Linked DNA regions of Homo sapiens: region 2 is linked to region 1. A link is an interaction called in ENCODE POLR2A ChIA-PET data of the cell type or tissue named here. Cell type or tissue: PC-3. All regions are shown on one strand. Links, peaks and the distances in the headings refer to the core of each region. The heading gives the core; the rest is flanking DNA.

The links. Peaks named below come from ENCODE experiments on the same cell type or tissue, not always from the same donor. Only the 100,000 strongest peaks of a DNase experiment are listed, where the experiment ranks them.
Region 2: POLR2A ChIA-PET joins it to region 1 with 6 read pairs; 6 of 35 experiments call an interaction of 5 or more read pairs at or near these places.

Annotation. Positions count from the first base shown.
Region 1 is chr16:81,528,437-81,539,465 of GRCh38, forward strand. The region is part of intron 1 of CMIP (c-Maf inducing protein); the gene reads left to right. MIR7854 (microRNA 7854) reads left to right here and starts at 5,466; the gene lies at 5,466-5,530. RefSeq lists enhancers at 3,844-4,345, 4,346-4,845. In PC-3, for the core only: no CTCF peak of the experiment used is centred there; no DNase peak of the experiment used is centred there.
Region 2 is chr16:81,394,126-81,405,154 of GRCh38, forward strand. No RefSeq gene overlaps it. Among named protein-coding and RNA genes, the nearest start is that of MIR4720, 15 kb to the left of the region's middle. RefSeq lists enhancers at 3,122-3,672, 3,673-4,223, 9,623-9,702. In PC-3, for the core only: no CTCF peak of the experiment used is centred there; a DNase peak (open chromatin) is centred at 7,126; H3K4me3 peaks cover 614 bases; H3K27ac peaks cover 2,637 bases.

The DNA of each region.
Region 1 (11,029 bases), core at 4,380-8,379:
AAGCTGTGCTCATGCATTGAATTGATATGACCAGAGGTGGAGCGTGGAGCTGGTTCCTGGCCTGGTAGAAGTTCTTACACTTTTTGCTGGTCCCAGAGAGATGTACTTTTGAGTCAGCCTGGGAAATTAAAATAGTTCATTGAGTTTTGGCTAATTCTGGTAACTATTCCTAGAATCCTCCTGGTCATTGGTTTGAGGTCACAGCTACCTGCTTGCTGGGGCTTCCCTCTCTGACTTAGCACAAATGATGCCCAAGTCTTGAGCTTCTTCCTCATGTTGTTAACTGCTCAGCTGAGTTATTTCAATGGCATGAAAGAAACATAGAATTAAGGTCATAGAGCATGGTCCTAATTCATGCCTGCTCGCCCTGCTTTACTGCCATCATCATCTATCTCCTTGCTTTCACTCAACAAATATTTGGTGAGCGCGATTTTTTTGTTAGGCACTCACCCATGCTCCCTCCCTTCCTTTCTCCTCTCCTTCAGTTTGTTTGCCTACCAGTCCATGCACCCACCCGTCCATCCACCCACCCATCCCTCCATCTATCCGCCCATCCCTTTATCCCTTCATCCATCACTTACTGATGGCTTTACCCATTGTAAATCAGGCCTTGGCTAGATACAGATGAATGAGCTGTGGTCCTTGCCTTTGAAGTATTCCCCCATACTGTGACAAATGATTAAATAGTTATTCATAATGCAGCATGACACGGATATAAGGGGGGAAGAAGAGAGAGGTCTCTAGGGCAGGTTGGGAGGATGAAGAAAAGCTTTCTGGAGGTCACAATGCTATTGCTGCATCTTGAGAATATCTTGGGATGGGCCCGTGAGGGAGGGTAAAGAGAGAGATTGGGGGCACATGGTTTCTCAGATGGTACATGATACAGAGGGTAGCCATGCTTGGGACACTCAGTGAGCCCCGAGTCACCGAGTGTGGGTGGGCAGAGTGTGAGGGGCTGGGTGACATAGATGGCTCTGGATCTGTCAGCAGTTTGGTTGGGGCTTGTTGGTCTTCGAGGAGATGGGCTGTGAAACTGTGGGGCAGTGAGATCTGTGTGGTGGACAGACTCATGGGCCCTCAAAGATGCCCATGTCCTACTCCCCAGAAATGGAATATGCTGCCTGCAGGATGAAGAGGATTCCGCAGAGGAGACTGGGTTGAGGAGCTTGGGATGGGGAGGTTACCCTGGATTATCCAGGGGGGCCAGTGTCATCACAGGGGTCCCTACCAGGGACAGAGGGAGGTGGGAGAGTCTGAGTCTGAGGAGGAGATGTGCGGAGGCAGAGAGCAGCCTTGCAATTCCCGGCTTTAAGATGGAGGAAGGAGCCACCAGCCAAGGAATGCAGGCAGCCTTGGAGAACGGGCAAGGATACTCCTTCTCCTCTGGAGGCTCCAGAAGGAGCCAGCCCTGCCCACACCTTGATTTTAGCCTTGTGAGGCCGTGTTGGGCTCTGACCTCAAGAACTGTAAGAGAAGAAGCCATTGCGTGTGTGGCCATTTGAGCAGCCATAGGAACCTTATACATGGGCAGGTGCAGGGACATCTGAAAACCTTTGTACGAGGGTCCGCATTAACAGTGAGAGGATAGGGTTTTTGGCTGGGGACAGTAAGACCATCATCACTGCGTGAAAACCTTCTCAAAGAGTCCATCTTTCAGTCAGGCCGCTATAAATTTATCTCTATAGATCATTCGTTGTTAAAATTAAGCCCAGGGGGAAAATCAGACTCATTCAGGATCAAGGAAAGTCACAGAATCTGATCCATTCCTACCAGGGTCCCACGTCTTATGAGGCTCCAGCCTTCTTACTAGAGGATTCTGATACTTTATTACCCCAGGCGAATGTGATTTGAGTAGAGTCCTGCTTTTGGGGGAAATAAAATCCCAGTAAAGGTGGATCCGGATCCCTCAGGGACCTAGGTGCAGTTCCTGTTCCTCCCGTCTCGCCTCTGTTGCGCTGCAAGGTGGGGTGTGTAGTGAGTATCACTGTAACCTGTACTTTTCTAAAGTCAAACAGATTTCTCTTGGTGGGAGGACGTGTCTTTTGTGGGATCGGTGTAGCCCGTCTGAGTCAGTGACTCACCTGGCACCCCTGGCAGCTGACTTTCCTGGCAGTTCACTCGAGTCTCTTGCCTCTGCTCACAAAAGCCTGCGCCTTTATTCAGCTTTCCTCACCGCTTCCCAAGGCAGAGCAGAGCCTCTCCCGCCCGCCTCCCACATCTCTCCCTTAGCTGGGTGCCCGCGTGGCTGCTACCTCCGAGGCTTCTGTGTCACCGGGTAGTGGAAATGTCACCGAGTGTCAGAGCTTCGAGCCTCCTCCAGATCCATCCAAGGTGGCATCACTAAGTGGCATTTGTGTGCTAGGCACGTACCCTCTTTTACATACATTATCTTCGATCAGTTCAGCTTCTTCTGCATAAAAAAGAAATTTCTCTACCGTCCCAGGGAGAATAATTGGAAAAGCGAGCCCTGAGTACTCAGCCCACCCGCCCTTCTCCTGCTGAACTGTCGAACGTAGCCACCAGCTAGCCTGAGCTTGTTCTGATGTCTTCTGGGATCGTCATTGTTATGGGTTGAACTGTAGCCTTCAAAAGGCACGTTTACGCTGTAGTCTCTGTACCTGTGAGCATGACCTTCTTTGGAAATAGGGACTTTGCAGATGCGACCAAGTTAAGATCATGCTGGAGGTCATGCGGGAGGTCATGCTGGAGGAGAGTGGGCCCAAATCCAGTGACTGTGTCCGTAAAAGATGAGGGAAACTTAGACACAGAGAGACACACAGGGACGAGCACCGTGTGACAGCAGAGACAGATTCAGCTGCTAGCCAAGGAATGCCAAGGATTTTGGCAGCCCCAGAAGCCCCAGAAGCTGAGAGAGGTGTGGAGCAGATCCTGCCTCAGAGCCTCCGGAGGAAATCAACCCTGTTGACATCTTGACTTAGGACTCTCAGCCTCCAGAACTTTAAGAAAGCACATTGCTGATATGCAGGCCACCTGGTTTATGGTCTGTTGTTCAGGAGGCCCTTGGGACATCAATGCCCTCAGTCCAGTCTCGATTCTACGACCCTACCCGTGTTTTGTTTTTCACACCAGGCCGTCTCTACCCGCATGGTTAGTGCTGACCAAGTAGGAAGTTGGGACACTTGAGGCATCTCTGTGACGTGCTCACATGGCTTGAGGAGGCTCGGGCCACACCTCGAGGGGCAAGCCTGGGCCTGCCGCCCGACCTTTGCTTGGAGAACTGGGTTCACTGGGTTTAAGAATCATTCCTTTTCCTTCCAAGTTAACTGCTTTCAAGAGGTCAACCCGTGTGTCATGGCTTTTCCCAGACTGGCTGATTCAAACCATGTCACCACCAGGAAGGGGGAAACAGAAGATGATTGACTAAGAAACATTCATTTCTGTTGCAAATTACTAGTTGGGGCTAGTTGTTGATTATCTCACCTCCATTGCTATTTGTATTTAGAAATGGCTCATAAATTTGCTTACATGGGTTTGGTTTGTCTTCTAAATGAAATGATTGCACTGCACATACTTCTAAAACTGTCCTGCGATTTGATAGCTTCCATTTCATGGCGCTTCTTCTGGATGTCAGGCACTAAGTCGGGCGCTTTATTCTGTAGTTCTCCTAGCAATCTGGTGAGCTCCACTCTACAGATAAGGAAATCGAGGCCAAGGACAGCTAAAGAAGCGAGGTGCGCAAGGTGCCCAGGTCCGAAGTGTTTCCGCTGCTTTCAGACTGCAGTCCCAGGGCTCAGGAGTCCATGCTTTCTGCGTATCTTCACGCTGGCCACGGATCACCTCATCATTAGATGTCGAAGTTGAACAAGTGGTGTTCACATTCGGACGTGTGTTAGGTAGAAGTGTGTGTGCACCTGCGTGTGCGTGTATGTTCCACACGCTGATGCAGGAGGTATACGCACAGATATAATTGTCTTTTAGAAGATTGACTATCACTAATTTTGAAAAATTTCCTGAATGACCTTTCCTGCCAGGCCAATACATTGAGCCCAACAGATAAATCCCTGAACTTATTCGCAGTCTCTAAGTACCTTTAGAATCCCGGGGGTCGCCCTGAGCCTCCCCAGGGACTAGCGCTGTTGCCCTCGCTCAGTCTCGCCACCACAGGAGGCCTCGGCTTGCCCAGCAGCTGAGTCGGGAGAACCTTTCCCAGGTCCCGAGGCAGCGGGAGGCGAAGCCAGGAGACCCACCTGGTGCCAGGGAAGAGCTGTCACCTGGGCCTTTCCTCCAGGAGCCTCCAAGGAAGGTGGAGGTGTGACATCAGAGTGTTGGGATGTGGAGGGGTGTGACTCCCTGGGATGCAGCTCTGTGCCCTGACTCCAGTGTGCCATGCTTGGCTGATCTCTCAATGATTAACTGTGTGACCTTGGACACACCGTGTTGCCTCCTGCGCCTCTCTGCCCAGACAGCATGGCAAGTGAAAGCCTCCCTCCCTTACTGATGGTGTGATCTGGGCTGCCTCCTTGGACACGCCAAGCCTGCTGTGCCTCGAGGCCTTTGCCCTGACTGCTTCCTCTGCCTGGGATGCCTGTTGTCTAAACACCCACACCACACGCTCCCTCGCTTCCCTCCTGTCTCCTGTCAGAAGTCACCTCCTTGGGCTGTCCTTGATCATTCCATCCATCCAAAAAGTTGGCACCCACTCCCACAATTTTTTATTTCTCGTTCCCTGACTTACGTTTTTTTCTCCTGAGCATATGTTATCATCTGACAGACCACGCGTTTCTTACTTATTTTGTTTATTATTCCATCCCACTAGAAAGGCAGGGGTTTGCCTGTTTTTTCCCCATGACTGTATCCCCAGCATTTAGAACAGGGCCTGGCACCTGCTAGATGCTCAGTACATAGTTTTGAGTGAGTGAACGAATGAATGAATCATCAGTCAGTCAAACTTTGCAGCACTCACTTTGTCCATTGGAATAAAGTTTGCCTGTTAAGTACATGGTAGCCACTCAGTACATGGTAGCTAAGGTTATGTGCATGATTTTTTATATTATTGTCATTATGTGCTTTATTGTTTTTATTTTTATTTTTATTTTTTTGAGACGGAGTCTCTTTTTGTCACCCAGGCTGGCATTCAGTGGTGTGATCTTGGCTCACTGCAGCCTCCGTCTCCCGGGTTCAAGCAGTTCTCCTGTCTCAGCCTCCAGAGTAGCTGGGACTATATGCACGTGCCGCCATGCCCAGCTAATTTTTTGTATTTTAGTAGAGACAGGGTTTCACCGTGTTGCCCAGGCTGGTCACAAACTCCTGAGCTCAGGCAGTCCACCTGCCTCTGCCTCCCTAAGTGCTGGGATTACAGGCATGAGCCACCGCGCCTGGCCTATGTGCTTTATTTTTACAATCAGAGGGCTGCACTAGCAGATCTGAGAGCATGACCGGGGTGGAGTCCATGCAGGGCCGCAGGGAACACTAGTCAGAAGGAGGCAGTGAACCTCTCCTGCCCTTTCCTTCCATCTCCATCACCTTGAGCATCTTCTGGGCAGCTGAGGTGACCGCAGATGGGAAGGAAGGGCGCAGAGATGAGCATTTTCTTCTCTCCACCATCTGGTTCCAGGCAGGGCAGGAGAGGGCCCCGTGAGAGCTACTGCTCACGGCTACCACGGCTGCCTGTGGGTCAGAGCATCTCCACGCTGGAGCTGGGCCACACTGGTTCCTGCACCCGGGCAGCCTGTGGCCAGGCTGCGTTTCAAAGCCAGGACTTTCAGGAATGCACCCTTTTGACCACACAGCAAGGCCACACATACCCAATAGCAGTGGACTCTGAGCTCTTTAAAATTGTGAATGTTGCCCAGTGGCCCTCAGTCAGGATTTGTTCCATTAAACCTCATTCACTGCCCTCATTTTATGGGTTTGTTGACTGTTTGCATTTGCTCCGCAAGTTGTTTATATTCTTTGTGTGTTTTATTTTCAATTATGGCATGTGTCTTTAAAAAAAGATTGTAAGGGTTTCTTTTGAAATATAGAAAACTGTTCATCCTTTTTCAAATCATTTATGTAGCAGTTATTACTCTCCAACTTTTTTTGTTTTTCTAGTCTCTTGATTTTGTTTGAGGTATTTATTGATATATAGAAGTTATATATTTTTCTGTGGTCAGAGTTGAGTGTCTTAATTAGTGACTTCTTAATTAGTGTCTTCGTGGCTTAGAGAGTTCTTCCAAATTTTAAGATTGAGCAAACATTCCCCATAAAAAAAAAAACAAAACTATAGAACTGTAAAATTAACCTAGAACTAAGCACCTACACCCAGGATAAATTTTTGGTATAAGGTGTGAGGCAGGGAATAATGCTATTCCTTCCCTCCAAATAGTTAATGGATTGTCTGTTATCATTCACTCAATAGTGTGCCCTTTTCCCATTGCTTTAAAATATTGCTATTATCAGATACTAAATTTTTCAAATATGTGCTAAGTTTCCTTTTAGGCTTTCTGTTAGTTACCACTGATATACTGTCCTTGCTCTGCCACTGTGCTGTTTTATTCCAGCTTCATAGTGTTTTGTTTGTTTGTTTTTTGAGACGGAGTCTTGCTCTGTCTCCCAGGCTGGAGTGCAGAGGCGTGATCTCGGCTCACTCTAAGCTCTGCCTCCCGGGTTCATGCCATTCTCCTGCCTCAGCCTCCTGAGTAGCTGGGACTCCAGGCACCTGCCACCATGCCCAGCTAATTTTTTGTACTTTTAGTAGAGACGGGGTTTCACTGTGTTAGCCAGGATGGTCTCGATCTCCTGACCTAGTGATCTGCCTGCCTCAACCTCCCAAAGTGCTGGCATTACAGGTGTGAGCCACCACGTGGCCCATAATTTTTTTAAAATTGAGCCCTCTCCTTTTAAAGATGAAGGAACTGAGGCACCAGAGAGGTCAAGCAACCTGCCCAAGGTCACACAGCCAAATGCTGTCTGAGAATCTCACATGCATAAAATTCCAGTGTATTTAACCTTCTCGTGGGCTGTGTCTCATGATGCTTCCCTGTGCTTCTTTCCTGTCACTTCTGCTCATGGTATAGCACTGGAATGCTTTTTTTTTTTTTTTTTTTAAACAGCTGTTGTACGTTCTTTCTCTAAGTGGAGCTAGTCAGAAAAAGCTGCATGAAGCTACTAGCAAGAATGAGATCAGACACGTGAATTTTGTAGTACTGTGCCTGGCATAGAAAAAGCCCTTAATCTATTAGTAATAATACAATTATTATTATTTCCATTGATGTTGACTTTTTGTAAGGTACGTCCTCATTTGAAGCATCAGTCAGTTTGGTGATCAGTTGCCCTTGAGTGTTCAGACACTCGTTTACAGATGTTGGACCCTGTTACCCACCTTCCCCTCCCACCATAAATTACCGAGGTCACCCCAGACTCTGAACTGGCTGACAAGCTGTTACAGTGATAGAAAGTTTTGCACTTGAGCATTCCCACAAGCTCCTAGGACTCCAGGTCAGTTTACATGTTCCAGGTTTTTGAGAAAATTGTCCACGCTGACTTCAAGGCGAGAGCATCTTGGATCTCCTCCCAGAGAGAGTCGTGTCACCTGAGGGCCCAGGGAACCTCGGTGACAAGGGACCTCTTGTCTGCTGTGTGCTGTGGGCTGATGTGATCCCTGTTTGCAGTGTAAACTCATAAGCAGGGACCCGAAGCATCCCCCGACCCCTGGCTTTGCAGAGCAGCCATAACCAGCCAGTATGAAGATTAATTTCCCTGTAAAACCTTTGAAATCAGGTAAGTGTTAATTATTAAAATTTCACGAGGAGAGGCTTGTTTGGTGTGAAGGCTTCCAGCTTGCTGAGGGTGACCTGGAACTTGTTGTGAGGATGACCAAAGGTACTTGGGAGTGCTCCTTGCCTTGCTGTGGCAATTGGAAGTCTTCATCTTACCTTGCGCCATGCAGGGAGGGTGTGCCCTGGATGGACCCAGTGTGGCCTGTGTGCTTGCTATTCGGTACCTCTCTCACCTGTCATTAACTCGGGGGCATTATAAATTGATCGTCAGGATAAGAATATTCTCTTATAGTTCATCTTTTTAAAAAAATGGTGATAAGATACACAGAACATAATGCCCTGTCCTAACCATTTTTAAGTGTGCAGATCAATAGTGTTAAGTATATTCACATTGTAGCACAACCCGTCTCCGGAACCTTCTTTCTATAAATGCAGAATTAGGGTTGGCTACCTCAGGTGGACACCTGGTTCATGACCTTTGATGAAGTGGGTAGAACTTATTTAGAGCAGGAGGCCGAGGGACAACAGCACCAGCCTTTGTGGTAGGTGTTAATACCTCTCATTTTTCAGATGAGGAAACTGAGGCACTGCTTGTCTTTTTTTTTTCCAGTAAAATGTTGTTATAGAAACATACGTGCGTCACATACATCCGGAAGCATGCACACGTACAGCTCAGTGAATTTTTGCCAACTCAGCACGCACGTGTAACCAGCGCCCAAATCAAGAGACAACATACTGAGCAGTACCCCACCCCCTGCCCTGCACCTCCCGCCAGCCGTTGCTCTCCCCAGGGGTAACTGCTCTCCTGGCTTGTATCAGTGTCTAATGGTTTTGCCCGCTTGTGAACTCCACATCTGTGCAGTTGTTTGGCATGTATGATTTTGTCTGGCATTTTTCCCATGACATATTAGTGTGACTTTAAGAGTAAGTTGCTGGAAACTTCAGGACCAGTCATGGCAGAACTGGGCTACAGACTCAGAGCAGGGTCCCCCCTGCTCACCGTCCTGGCCGTCACAATGTTCACGTGTGAGCCTGCCTTGGCCTGGAGTGTCGGGGCATCCTGAGAAATAAAGTTGGATAGAAACGCCCCATATAGGCTGGGGGCGGTGGCTCACACCTGTAATGCCGGCACTTTGGGAGGCCGAGGTGGGCGGATCACTTGAGGCCAGGAGTTCAAGACCAGGCTGGCCAACATGGTAAAACCCTGTCTCTACTAAAAATACAAAAATTAGCCAGGCATGGTGGCACGCACCTGTAGTTGCAGCCACTTGGGAGGCTGAGACAGGAGAATTGCTTGAACCTGGGAGGCAGAGGTCGCTCTGAGCCAAGATTGCACCACCGTACTCCAGCTTGGGTGACAGAGAGAGACTCCGTCTCCAAAAAAAAGACAAAAAAAAAAAAAAAAAAAAAAAAAGACCCAAATAGAGGCTGGGCACGGTGGCTCACTCCTGTAACCCCAGCACTTTGAGAAGCTGAGATGGGAGGATCGCTTAAGGCCAGGAGTTCGAGACCAGCCTGGTCCATATAGTGAGACGCCCATCTCTGTTGAAAGAAAAGAAAAGAAAAGAAATGCCCCAAATGGGAGTTTGGTGAAAGTTCAGTGGAGGATTAGCCATGAGGATTTCAGGAGCCTCCCGCTTTGAGCAGGGAAACACCCTGTGGTATGAAGTGGCAGCAAGAGATTGGGGTGGTGGGGGCTGCATGCGTGGGGTGCAGGGCAAGGGTCAGCTGAAGGTGTCGGGGAACTCACAGAGGGTGGAGAGAGCCCTGGGTGCAGAGTCTTGGCCGTCAGGCCGAGGCGGGTGGGAAGAGACCCGGCATTCCGGACAGAACAATAACAATCATCGTTTCCACTCACCAGGGGCTTGCCCTGCAGAAGACATTGTGCCTGGTCCATTACACACACACCACAGTCTCGTTGCATCCCCCTGTAACCCTGTGAGGTAGCTGCTATCATTGTACCCATTCTTAGATGGGGGAACTGAGGCTCAGGCAAGTAAAATGACTTGCTCCAGATTAGGGAAGTGGTAGGGAGTCAAGAGGGGCTAAGGCCTGAGTCCGTCTCATTCTCAGAGCGACACCCATAAGCATGGGCTGCCTGCCCATGGAAACTCATAAAGTAGAGACACTTAAGACATAGGCGGCCCCCGGCGGTGGCTCCTGCCTGCAGTGGCCCAGTTGCATAAACACTGAGAGAAGGCTGCCGAATTTCACTCTAAGGGGTTGTTGGAACAAAGTTGAAATGTGGTCCAAAACAGCTTCATCATCATTAGTGAATGTGCTGTGGGTTAGCTTTTTATTTTCTCAGGGGATTTGTTTGGGGCCAGCCTGTGTCTCCATGTTCTTACTTCGCGAGCTGAGTAAGTTGATATCTGCAATTTAAGAAGAGCCTGGTTTTGATAGGAAGTTGATTTGATTACCATTTTATAAGATTTTCTTGGTCTGGTCTTGATCCTGTGGATCTCTTGGTTTCAGTAATTTTGGGGTGGTGATCTATCCTCTGCCATTTAAGCCAAGTCACACTGATGTTGAGTCCACCCTGAAGAATGTGTCAGGATATTCTCATTCCAAGGAAATAGAAAAAGGCATTAAGTTCAAAATAGCACGTGATATTCCAAACCAAGACTTTGTTATGATCTTCTCGGGCAATAATATGATTATCAGGTTTTTTTTTCACAGGCAAGTTGATTCTAAGGTCATTAATTTTATCTGTATCCAGTGGAAATTGTGTTCATTTTAAATTAAAATAAAATGAACGGTGTCCATCTGTTTGTGGAAACCTGATCTACTAAGGTTGATATAATCAGGCTATTTACAAGTTCACTGTGGGTCAGACAACAGTATTTATATTCATGCACACAGAAAATTCGATTAGATAGTGCCGAGGAAGAGCACACACCGATGGGCCGATTACCCTGAATTCAGGCAGCTCAGATTCTCCATTCGCTTGAATGTCATATTAGCTGGGGATATCCCTTTTGTGACGCAGAATCTTGCAGCGAAACAGTTGGGTGTAGCCTCCTGTGAGAAAGAAATGCTTGCAGCAGGGATTTTCCAGGCCGGCATCTCAATTGCACAGAAAAACATTTTGGGAATGTTTCCATCAGCCCGGCAGTCTGAAGGTTTGAGCGGAATGGTGAGAAGGTTCTAACCAGGCGTCCTTGGGGGTGGAGGATGATGGGCCAGGGCAGCTGCACAATGTCTGGCTGTTCAGGGGGTCTTGAAACCAATGTCTGCAGGCCCTGCGGGGATGGATGCACACAAGGGCCGTTTGAAGCACAGATCTGCTCAATCATTGTTTTCTGCTG
Region 2 (11,029 bases), core at 4,647-8,646, 130 kb before region 1:
TTCACCATGTTCAAGACCAGGCTGGTCTCGAACTCCTGACCTCAAGCGATCTACCCTCCTCAGCCTCCCAAAGTGCTGGGATTACACGGATGAGCCGCAACACCAGGCCAGGAGTCCACTTTTATACCTGCATTAGTCCGTTTTCACACTGCTATAAAGAACTACCAGAGAATGAGTAATTTATAAAGAAAAGAAGTTTAATTGACTCACAGTTCACATGGCTGGGGAGGCCTCAGGAAACTTACAGTCATGGGCGGAAGGAGAAGTAAGGCATGTCTTACATGGCAGCAGGAGAGAGAGAACGGGGAAGAGCCGTACACTTACCAGACAACCAGATCTCGTGGGACTCTAGCATGAAAGCAGCATGGGGGAAACCGCTCCCATGATCCAACCGCCTCCCACCAGGTTTGTCCCTTGACATGTGAGGATTACAATTCAGATTATCATTTGAGATGAGATTTGGGTGGGGACACAGAGCCCAACCATATCAATACCCAAAGTGCTGTTTCCTGTGGATGGTCCAGGGGTGGCCAAGACTCCAGCTGGAGAGGGGTGGGTTAACAGCACCAGGAGGAGCCCACCCACGTGTGCAGCAACCAGTGTTCCCCAGTGATCCCCCACCTGGCCCCAGCATCAGAGAATTGGAAGGAACCTGGGAAGGCAAGTCTCCTACAGCCTTTAAACTCGTGTTTCTGAATTAAATTCATGTAGGAGCCAACCTTCCAGTTAAAAGCTCAGGTCCTGGAGCTAAACTTGTGTTCAAATCCAGTCTCCAGCACTAACTTGTTCATTAGCTGGGTTCTTACTCTCTCTGCCTCAAGTTTCCTGGGGACAGTGAGTGGCAAGGACCCACAGCCTCAGAGTTGTGCCAGAACTCAGTGAGTTAATGCATGGTAGTGCAGAGAACGGTGGCTGGTGCAGTCGAGACCTCCTCTTGCTGGCCGTTAAGCCTTCAGCTCTGAGCCCCATCAGTGCTGATAGCTACAAACTACCCCCTTCTGCACAGTCGCCACTTCCGCACAGTCGCCACTGCCAGCCCAGCCTGCATCTTCCCCAGCTGCATCCCAGAGCATGGATCCAGGAGGTGGGAAGACCCCTCAACCATCTACAGTTGTGTACTCCTAAACTATTTATGGGGAAAGGCAGTGCACGCTCCCTTGGGCTAGAGGTGGGGTGCTCAGGGATTTCCCAGCCTGGGACTCTTGCCATAAGGGTGGATGTTTTGTATCGAGCAGGATATACTTATCAGCTGTGACCAGGAAAGGAGAAACTCACAATTCCAGCACGGCCAGAGAGCAGTTGCCACAGCCGCCCCGTGTGTGCCCAGCAAAGCTGTGGGGCAGGGTGGAAGAGGAAGAGGGAGGTGCAGCTTGCCTTGGCCTCCCTCCTCTCCCGTCCTCTGCACTCCCCAGCGATTGTCCAGGGCCAGCATTCATCAAACACCTCCCCTACCAGGCCCTGTGGAGAGGTTGCTAAACTTAGTCATTACATTCAGAATATTCCTAGGATGAGAAGAGATAAGAAAGTCAGAAGCTATTAAGAAACTTATTCTATGGCTGGGCACGGTGGCTCATGCCTGTAATCCCAGCACTATGGGAGGCCGAAGTGGGCGGATCACTTGAGGTCAGGAGTTCAAGACCAGCCTGGCCAACGTGATGAAAACCCATCTCTACTAAAATACAAAAATTAGCCAGGCATGGTGGCACATGCCTGTAATCCCAGCTTGGGAGGCTGAGGCAGGAGAATCACTTGAATCGGGGAGACAGAGGTCATGTTGAGCCGAGATCATGCCACTGCACTCCAGCCTGGACAACAGAGTGAGACTCCATCTCAAAAAAAAAAGAAAAACAAACTTGCTGCAAGTCTCATGGCTTGTCTGAGGCAGAGCCAGGATTCGGACCCACATCTGTGTGATACCCAGGCCTGTATTCTCTCTCTGGCTGTCCTTTCCTCTTTATGCCATCTCTGTGTCATTAGACACAATACAATGAGACCGGCACCAACAAAGCTTCCTCTGCTCCAGTGGACCCCAGAGACACAGACAGAAGAGCCCAGCTGCGCTCAGGGGCCTCCCTGTCAGAGTTCTCACCTCTGCAGGAAAAAGACCTTGAGATTCCTGATCTTTGCCACCTGCCCCCACAAATACATCTACTCCTCCCCAAATACCCTACTCCTAGAACCAGTGAATATGTCACCTGACGTGGCAAAAAGGGCTTTGCAGATGTGATTACGGACTCTGAGATGAGACAATTATTCTTGATTTTCAAAGTGGGCCTGCGTTAGTCCGTTTTGCATTGCTATAAATAGGAATACCTGCGACTGAGTAATGTACATGGAAAAGAGGTTTTATGGCTCACGGTTCTGCAGGCCATACAAGCATGGCACCAGCATCGGCTCGAGAGCCTCAGGGAGCTGGTAGCCATGGCGAGAGGTGAAGGGGGAGCAGGTGCGTCACACGGCGTCACATGGCAAGAGAGGGAGCAAGGAGAGGGGAGGTGGGAGGTGCCAGGCTTTTTGGTTTTTTGTTTGTTTGTTTGTTTGTTTGTTTTTTGAGCTGGAATCTTCCTCTGTTGCCCAGGCTGGAGTGCATTGGCATGATCTCGGCTCACTGCAACCTCTGCCTCTCAGGTTCAAGCAATTCTTCTGCCTCAGCCTCCCGAGTAGCTGGGACCACAGGTGCGCACCACCCTGGCTAATTTTTATATTTTTTGTAGAGACGGGGGTCTCACCATGTTGGCCAGGATGGTCTCGATCTCTTGACCTCCTGATGCAATCTCAGCTCACTGCAACCTCCACCTCCCAGGTTCAAGCGATTCTCCTGCCTCAGCCTCTTGAGTAGCTGGGGTTACAGGCACCCACCACCATGCCCAGCTAATTGTTGTATTTTTAGTAGACATCGGGTTTCACTATGTTGGCCAGGCTGATCTCGAACTCCTGGCCTCAAGTGATCCACCCCGCTTGTCTTCCCAAAGTGCTGGGATTACAGGTGTGAGCCACCATGCCCGGCCATGTGCCAGGCTCTTTGAATAATCAACTCTTGAGTGAACTCACTACCATGGGGAGGGCACCAAGCCATTCATGAGGGATCTGCATCCATGACCCAAACACCTCCCACCGGCCCCATCGCCAACACTGGGGACCACATTTCAACATGAGATTTGGAGGGAATAGACATCCAAACGCTATCAGGGCCCACGGCAGTCACAAAAGTCCTTATCAAGGAGGCGGGAGGGTCAGAGAGAGATGTGACAACCAACACAGAGGCTGGAGCAGGGCACAGGGCCGAAGGCCAAGGATGCAGCAGCTCCAGAAGCTGCAAGGAGCAAGGAAAAGATTCTCCCGAGAGCCTCCAGGAGGAAGCAGCCCTGCTGACGCCTTGATTCCAGCCCAGCATTGGACACCGGGCCTCCTGGACGATGAGATAACACATCCGTGTTGCTTTAGGCCACTGCGTGTGTGGGGCTTTTTTACAGCAGCCACAGGAAAACGATGCAGCCCACCCTCTAAGTCAGAATCTGATGAGTCCAGAGGGGAGGGACTCGGGAATAGGACCCTTCTCAGGACATCTTGGAAATGACCCATCTGCTTCCAGAGTTGGCCGGACGTTGCCATGGCTTTCCTTGGTCAGAGCCTGCTGTCCTGTTCTCCCTAGATCTGAGCCACTCAAATGTCCTGCTCCACAGACGCTACAGCCGGAGTCCCTGGGCCCACTTGAGCTGCTGGAGGCCTCTCCTTACCCGGGCTTTCTTGTTAGACAGCAGTGAGGGCGAGGAGTCCCGACAGACGCACCCTCCTGCCTTCACCAGCAATTCCTGCTGATCCTGCTCACCTTCTGTAAACCGCCTACCCAATCCCGGCCCCTGCCTTTGCAGTCTGATTCTCAGTCATCAGTGTCTTTGGGAGGCCCACCTTGTCACCCCCCAGCTCCAGGCCCTGGACTTTTAACTGGGAAGCTGCCTCCCATTGAATCCAATTCGGAAACGTGGGTTTAAGTGCTGTAGGAGACTTGCCTGACCAGATCGCCCCCAATTCCTGATGCTGGGGCAAGATCACGGGGGGTGGGGGGGCCACCAGGAAAGCTGGCAGGTGCACACGTGGGAGGACCCCTCCTGGTGCCGCTAACCCACCCCTCTCCAGCCAGAGTCTTGCACACCCCTAGGTTGTCTACAGGAAACACCACTTTGGGTATGAGAATGGCTTCCTCATTTCCTCAATATCACCAGCAACGTAGCTACCGCAGTGTTGATTGTTTCTCTTTTATGTTCCCTATCTTCTATTCCTTTTTGTTTGTTTTTTGTTTGGTTTTGTTTTGTTTTTTTGAGATGGAGTCTTGCTCTGTTGCCCAGGCTGGAGTGCAGTGGCGTGACACCACCTCACTGCAACCTCTGCCTCAAGTGATTCTCCCGCCTCAGCCTCCGGTGTAGCTGGGATTACAGGCGTGCGCCACCACACTTGGCTAATTTTTTGTGTGTGTTTTTAGTAGAGACAGGGTTTCACCATGTTGGACAGGGTGGTCTCGAACTCCCAACTTTCAGTGATCTGCCTGCCTCGGCCTCCCAAAGTGCTGGGATTACAGGCGTGAGCCACTGCACCTGGCCTCATTTTTTCCTTTTTTTAATTGAGGTAAAATTGACCAAATGTCAGCCACTCTAGAGAGAACAATTCAGTGGCATTTTGCACATTCATGATGTTGGGCGTTCATTGATCGAATTCCAAAAGGTATTTTTTTGTTACCCTCAAAGGAAATCCCGTACCCATGAATAGTCACTCTCATTCCCCCTCTCCCCAGCCTTTGGCAACCAGTAACCTGCTGTTCGTCTCTAGGAATGTGCCAGTTCTGGACACATATAAATGAAGCCACGCAGTAAGTAGCCTTTTGTGATGGTCTTCTCTGCCTTCGTGTGGTATTTTGCAGGTTTATCCCTATTGTCACATGGGTCAGCGCCCCATTCCTTCATAATGGCTGAATAATATTCCGTTGTATGGATAGACTGCATTTTGTTTATCCATTCCTTCATTGATGGACCTTTGGGTTGTTTCCCCTTTTGGCTAATGTGAATAGCATTGCTATGAGTATTTGAGTACAAGCATTTGAGTCCCTGTTTTTACTTCTCTTGGGCCTATATACCCAGGGGTGGAATTGCTGGATCATACGGTAACTCCATGTTTAGCAGGAGGAACCACCAAGCTGTTTTCCACGGCAGCTGCACCATTTAACCTCCTGCTCCTGTCTCACTGCATTGAGAATGAAACCCAAACTTTGCACATGCCCTCTGAGACCCTGCAAGAAGTCCCTTACCTTGGGCTGCAGCCATGGGGCTCTCTCAGGACATTGGTACTGCATCTCCCCCTAACACTATGCCCAGCTACCAACTTCTCATCCTCCAGGACACAACATCAAAGTCACCTGTTTACAGAAGACTTCTCTGCCCCTCTCCTCCCACTCTGTATCAGAAGGGTTAAAATGCTGCAAAGGCCAAAGTGGTTACAAAAGTGAAGCAAAGGTGGTGAGAAATAACGAATACAAATAACCAAAAGCAGGCTCTTCTCAGCCCATTTTCACTTTCCACTGTGATTAGAGCCATGGGTTGGAGAGAGGTGTCACTTTCCTCTCAGCTCTATAGTCAGAACAACAATCATTGAGGGGTCTTAATGGCAGTGGATACATAGGCTCAGTGTTAGAAATCTCCAGAGAGAAGCCAGCGCTGTGGGAACCTGGGGAGCAATGCCCCATCTCCTGGGGGCAGCCACTGCCCAGCACATGCTCTGCTGCCATGCAGAAATGTGGGCTCAGGATGGCCGTACCTTCTGATTTTTCAGCTGGAGGTTTCTGTGAAATGCTTTGGTTTCTGCATTTAAAGTAAATTCAACTTAAAAAAAAAAAAAAGTAAGTCTAATTGTTCAGACTAGTCCCTCTCAAGCCACCTGATGACAGACAACTGAGGCTGTGAGTGACCTCAGACAAGACCAGCAAAAGAACCACCCAGCTGAGCCCAGCCCACATTGCAGAATTGTGAGGAAATAAATGGAGGTTGTGTTAAGCCATACATTGTTGAGTGTTTGTTATACAACAATAGATAACTGATACACAGCCCTTATTATGATCTTTCATCATCTTTGTTTATTTGTTTACTTTTTTGTCTCTCTCCCCTGCCCACCCCTTTCCCCACACACTCACTGGAATATCAGCTCCATCAGCCCATGGACCTTGTCAGTCTTGTTTCTTTTCCATTTCCCAGTGCTCATACAATGCCCAGTAGGCGCTCAATAAATATCTTTTGAAGAGTGAATAAATAAATGTTTAGGTCAACAAACATTTGCGGTGCCATCCTCTTGTCACAAGACACCAAGCTGGAGATGAGGGTGATCCAATCTCTCCATGAGGAAACACGTAGCTTCCCAGACTTGTTCTTCATCTTCCATCATGTTATTTTATTTTACTTTATTTTTATTATTTGTAGAAACAGGATGTTGCTTTATTGCCCAGGCTAGTGTTGGTCTCCTGGCCTCAAGTGATGCTCCAATCTTGGTCTCTCAAAGTGCTAGGATTACTGGCATGAGCTACGTCGTCTAGCCAATCATTTATTATTATTATTATTTTTATTATTATTATTTTGAGACACGGTCTTACTTTGTTACCCAGGCTGGAGTGCAGTGGCATGAATATGGCTGACTGCAGCCTTGACCTCTCGAGCTCAAGAGATTCTCCCCACTCAGCACCCCAAGTAGCTGGGACTACAGGCACATGCCTAGCTAGTAATAATTTTTGTACGTTTTGTAGAGACGGGTTTTTGCCTTGTTGCCCAGGATGGAAATCATGTTATTTTAAAGAGACAATTTAAGAAAGTCTCTTGGGCCCCTGCCTGATGTTTCAGCCGCATCTTATTCTGCCATATAGACAGACTAGAAGAGGTATGGATAGCTTCACACTCCAACAAATTGTGCATGGATTCTGGAGCACTTAACCCCTCCAAGCCACAGCTGTCTTTAAGTGGGGACCAGCTGATCCTGGAAGAGCTGCCGGGAGGCTCACACACCAGCCTGCATGACTGTTGTGCAGTAGCCCCACCCCACGCAGGCCAGCCCCGCGTCATCATTCCTATCCTGAACCTGCAGGGCATTTTCGGTTGAGGAAATGAAGACTCATGTTTATCATCCTTTCCGGGAGAGGGATTCAAGAAACTTGGCAGGGGTGAGCCCGGATCCATGCCCGTGGCGGGAGCTCAGTGACCTCTGCTCAACCCCCTATCCTTGCTAGACCCAAATTTCTCCTTTGGACGTATCCCGGGAATCCAGAGCCCCGCAGCCTGTGACTTTAGAAAGAAAGAGGCAGGCTCCTTCTTGGCTCAGTCCTGAGTGGAACTTCCAAAGGCAGGGCTGGGATGACTTCATGTTTGGATTAGGGAATTTCAGAATGGGACAAAGCCCATCTTTATTTCAGAGCCGATGACCTAGGTCTGAGTGGGTGACCTCCCTCCTAACTGATGGGAGATGACATCTAAACTCCCGATGCTGAGTAACAAGCAATGTAGACACCAAGGGCGATGAAGCAGCCATTCAGCATTTCCTGGCACCTGCCAGCTGCCGCCCACTGTCCTGGGCACCCAGGACACCAGCCCTGCGGTGGAGGCTCTGGCCTGGCACTTTACACCTTTGCTTGAACATGAGAACCACCTGGGGAGATTCCACAAACGCCCGTGTTTGGGCTCCACCTGAGACCAATTAGAGGCAGTCCTGCTCTAATTGGTTAATTACAATCAATCTCCCAGGTGGATTTGCAACCAGGGCTGAGAGTACTAGGCTGGTGGATACTAAAACCCCACATTTTTGTTTGGTTGATTTTTTTTTTTTTTTTTTTGAGACAGCCTTGCTCTGTCGCCCAGGCTGGAGTGCAGTAGCACAATCTCCGCTCACTGCAACCTCCACTTCCCAGGTTTAAGCAACTCTCCTGCCTCAGCCTCCCGAGTAGCTGGGATTACAGGCGCCCGCCACCACGCCTGGCTAAGTTTTTGTATTTTTAGTAGAGACAGGGTTTCACCATGTTGTCCAGGCTGGTCTCTAACTCCTGACCTCAGATGACCCGCCCACCTCGGTCTCCCAAAGTGCCAGGATTACAGGTGTGAGCCACCGCGTCTCGCCCCCACATTTGTTGAGAAGTCATCTTGTGCCAGGCTTTAAGGATTTTATTTTATATATATATGTATGTATTTTAATGCTTATTCTTTTCTTTTGAGATAGGGTCTTGCTCTGTCACCCAGGCTGGAGTGCAGTGGCACGATCATGGCTCATTACAGCCTTGACCTCCTGGGCAGCGATCTTCCCCCCTCAGCCCCCTGAGTAGCTGGGACTACAGGTGCATGCAACTGCACCTGGCTAACTTGTAAATTGTTTGTAGAGATGGTCTCACTACGTTGCCCACGCTTGTCTGAAACTCCTGGGCTCAAGGGATCCTCCTACTTTGGCCTCCTAAAGTGCTGAGATTACAGGCGTGAGCCACCACGCCTGGCCAAGAATGTTATATATGTAAGTATTAGTTCCTTTCCTCTTCACATGATCCCTCTGAGGTAAGTGCTGTTATCGTTATCTCTATTTTGCAGAGGAGGAAACTGAGGCATAGCAGGCACAAGTCGGGGATCCCTGTGTGTTAGCCAGGGCCTGCTATAGCTCTGCCAGGAGGGCTGGCAAGGCAAAAGAGAGCACTGGCCTGGGAATCTGGCCCAGCGTTGATCGAGGGCCTTGGACACGGGACTTAATCTTTGCCAGGACTTCAGTTTTCTCATCTGAATAATGGGCTTGATAATAGATTTGGCTGGGTGCAGTGGCTCACACCTGTTATCCCAGCACTTTGGGAGGCTGAGGCGGGCAGATCACTTGAAGTCAGGAGTTTGAGACCAGCCTGGCCAACATGGAGAAACCCCATTTCTACTAAAAATATAAAAATTAGTCGGGTGTGGTTGTGGCTGTCTGTAATCCCAGCTACTCAGGCGGCTGAGGCAGGAGAATCGCTTGAACCGGGGAGGCAGAGTTTGCAGTGAGCCGAGATCATACCATTCCACTCCGGCCCGGGCGACAGGGCAAGACTCTGTCTCAAAAAAAAAAAAAAAAAAAAAAATAGAAGTGAAGATGAAGCTGGGTGATGGAGAATGGGGCATACCATGGCCACTCCAGGGAGAGCTGTTAGCGGGAGTGGTTCTGTGCACCCAAATACTAGCCAATAAATCAATACATAAGCAGGAAGAGTACTTCCAACCATTAAAATAATTTGAATAATATTTGAATAATTTGAATAAATAATATTATTTTAATTGATTATTGTGGGATCAATGAATTCTAAATAAAAAATGCACTAAAAGTCTGTAGTGGGTGATGGGGTGGGGGATTTAGGGGTGCCGACGGGGTAGACCCCTATTGAAAGAGGCACGAAAACTGGGAGATGAAAAGCATAGGCTCGTTTGCCCTGTGTCTTCCTTCTCACGGCAGGGGATCGGCCGGCCACCTTCTCCCTGTGACTTCCTCCCAGTCCCGTCACCAAACCCCTGAGGCCGTCCTGGCATCAGACCGCAGGCCATAAAAGCGTCCAGCAGAGGGCGCCCCAAACCCACGAGGGCCGCGGCGAAGAAGAAGGTAGCGGCCGCTGTCCTCTCCCCTCCCAGGCAGGTCCGGTGCGGAAGGGATCGCTGGACACTGGCGATGGTGGAGAGGCATGGTGGGCCGGGTCCCCCGCACCCTTCATGGCCCTGACTCGGGGCTGCCCATGACCTTCAGCGTCAGAGCTCGGTCTGGTCCATGCCTGCCTTGGGGAAGCTGCGCCGCCTCTGCACCCACCCAGGTCAGGGCCACCTTCCCTCCATTTGCAGCATGAGCAGGTCTGAGGTGGCGGCTCCGGGCTGAACAGCAGGAACTGAGTTCTTTGTCCACATGTGAGGGTGGGCAGCCCATGAACAGTCCACCCAGACACAAGTTACCCTGCCCCCGAGCCGGAATCCAGCCCTGAGACCCCACAGTGCTGCCTCTGAAACAGTGCTGGGACGTCTCTCTGAGCCTGAGCTCAGACTTTGGTGTCCCGCTGCTGAGGCCGGGGTCCCGCCGCTGTGACCGTGGCAAGGGTAAGCCCTTTGTGCACCTGTGCCGTTGCCTGTAAAATGCTGGCAGTAATCACAGTGGAGCTACCCTAGAGGTTTGCTAGGAGGGTTACATGAGCCGTGCCTGGCACGGGCCACAGAGGGTAGGTTGCACATGGCTCTTTTCCCCACTGCCCAGTTATTAATCCAGGTCACAGTTACTTCTTCCCCCAGCCTCACAGAAGATGGGGGCCACTGTAAACCCCACCCCATCCCAGATGAATCAAGCCATCACCATACCCCCCCCCTCCAAATGATCCATGCCACCATAATATGCCCTCTGGATGACTCAGACCACCACTGCCCCCTCCCCAACACACACGTACACCCTGATGGCCCCAGCAGTCTCCTAACTGTCCTCCCTGGCTCCAGCCTTGCCCTGCTCCCTTCCACCATCCACTCTGCAGCCAGACTGATTTTTCTAAAATGCAAATCTGATCACATTACTTCCTACTTAACATCCACCAACAATTTCCCAATAAACTCGGGATGAAATTCAAGCTCCTTAATGTGAGTTCTGAGGCCTTTCCTGATCTGGCTGGGGCCTGGCACTCCAGCCTCATCCCTCTGAGTGACAGCCAGAGCCCAACCATGGGGGGCCCAGGCAGGAACTGTGACACCCCCAAATTCCACTTTTTAAAATTTTATTTTATTTTAAGTTCCGGGATACATGCGCAGAATGTTCAGGTTTATTACATAGGTAAACGTGTGCCATGGTGGTTTCCTGCACTTATCAACCCATCACCTAGGTATTGAGCCCCCCACATGCATTAGCCATTTATCCTGATGCTTTCCCTCACCTCACACCCCGCTGCTGACAGGCCCCAGTGTGTGTTGTTCCCCTCCCTGTGTCCATGTGTTCTCAATGTTCAGCTCCCACTTATAAGCAAGAACACGTAGTATTTGGT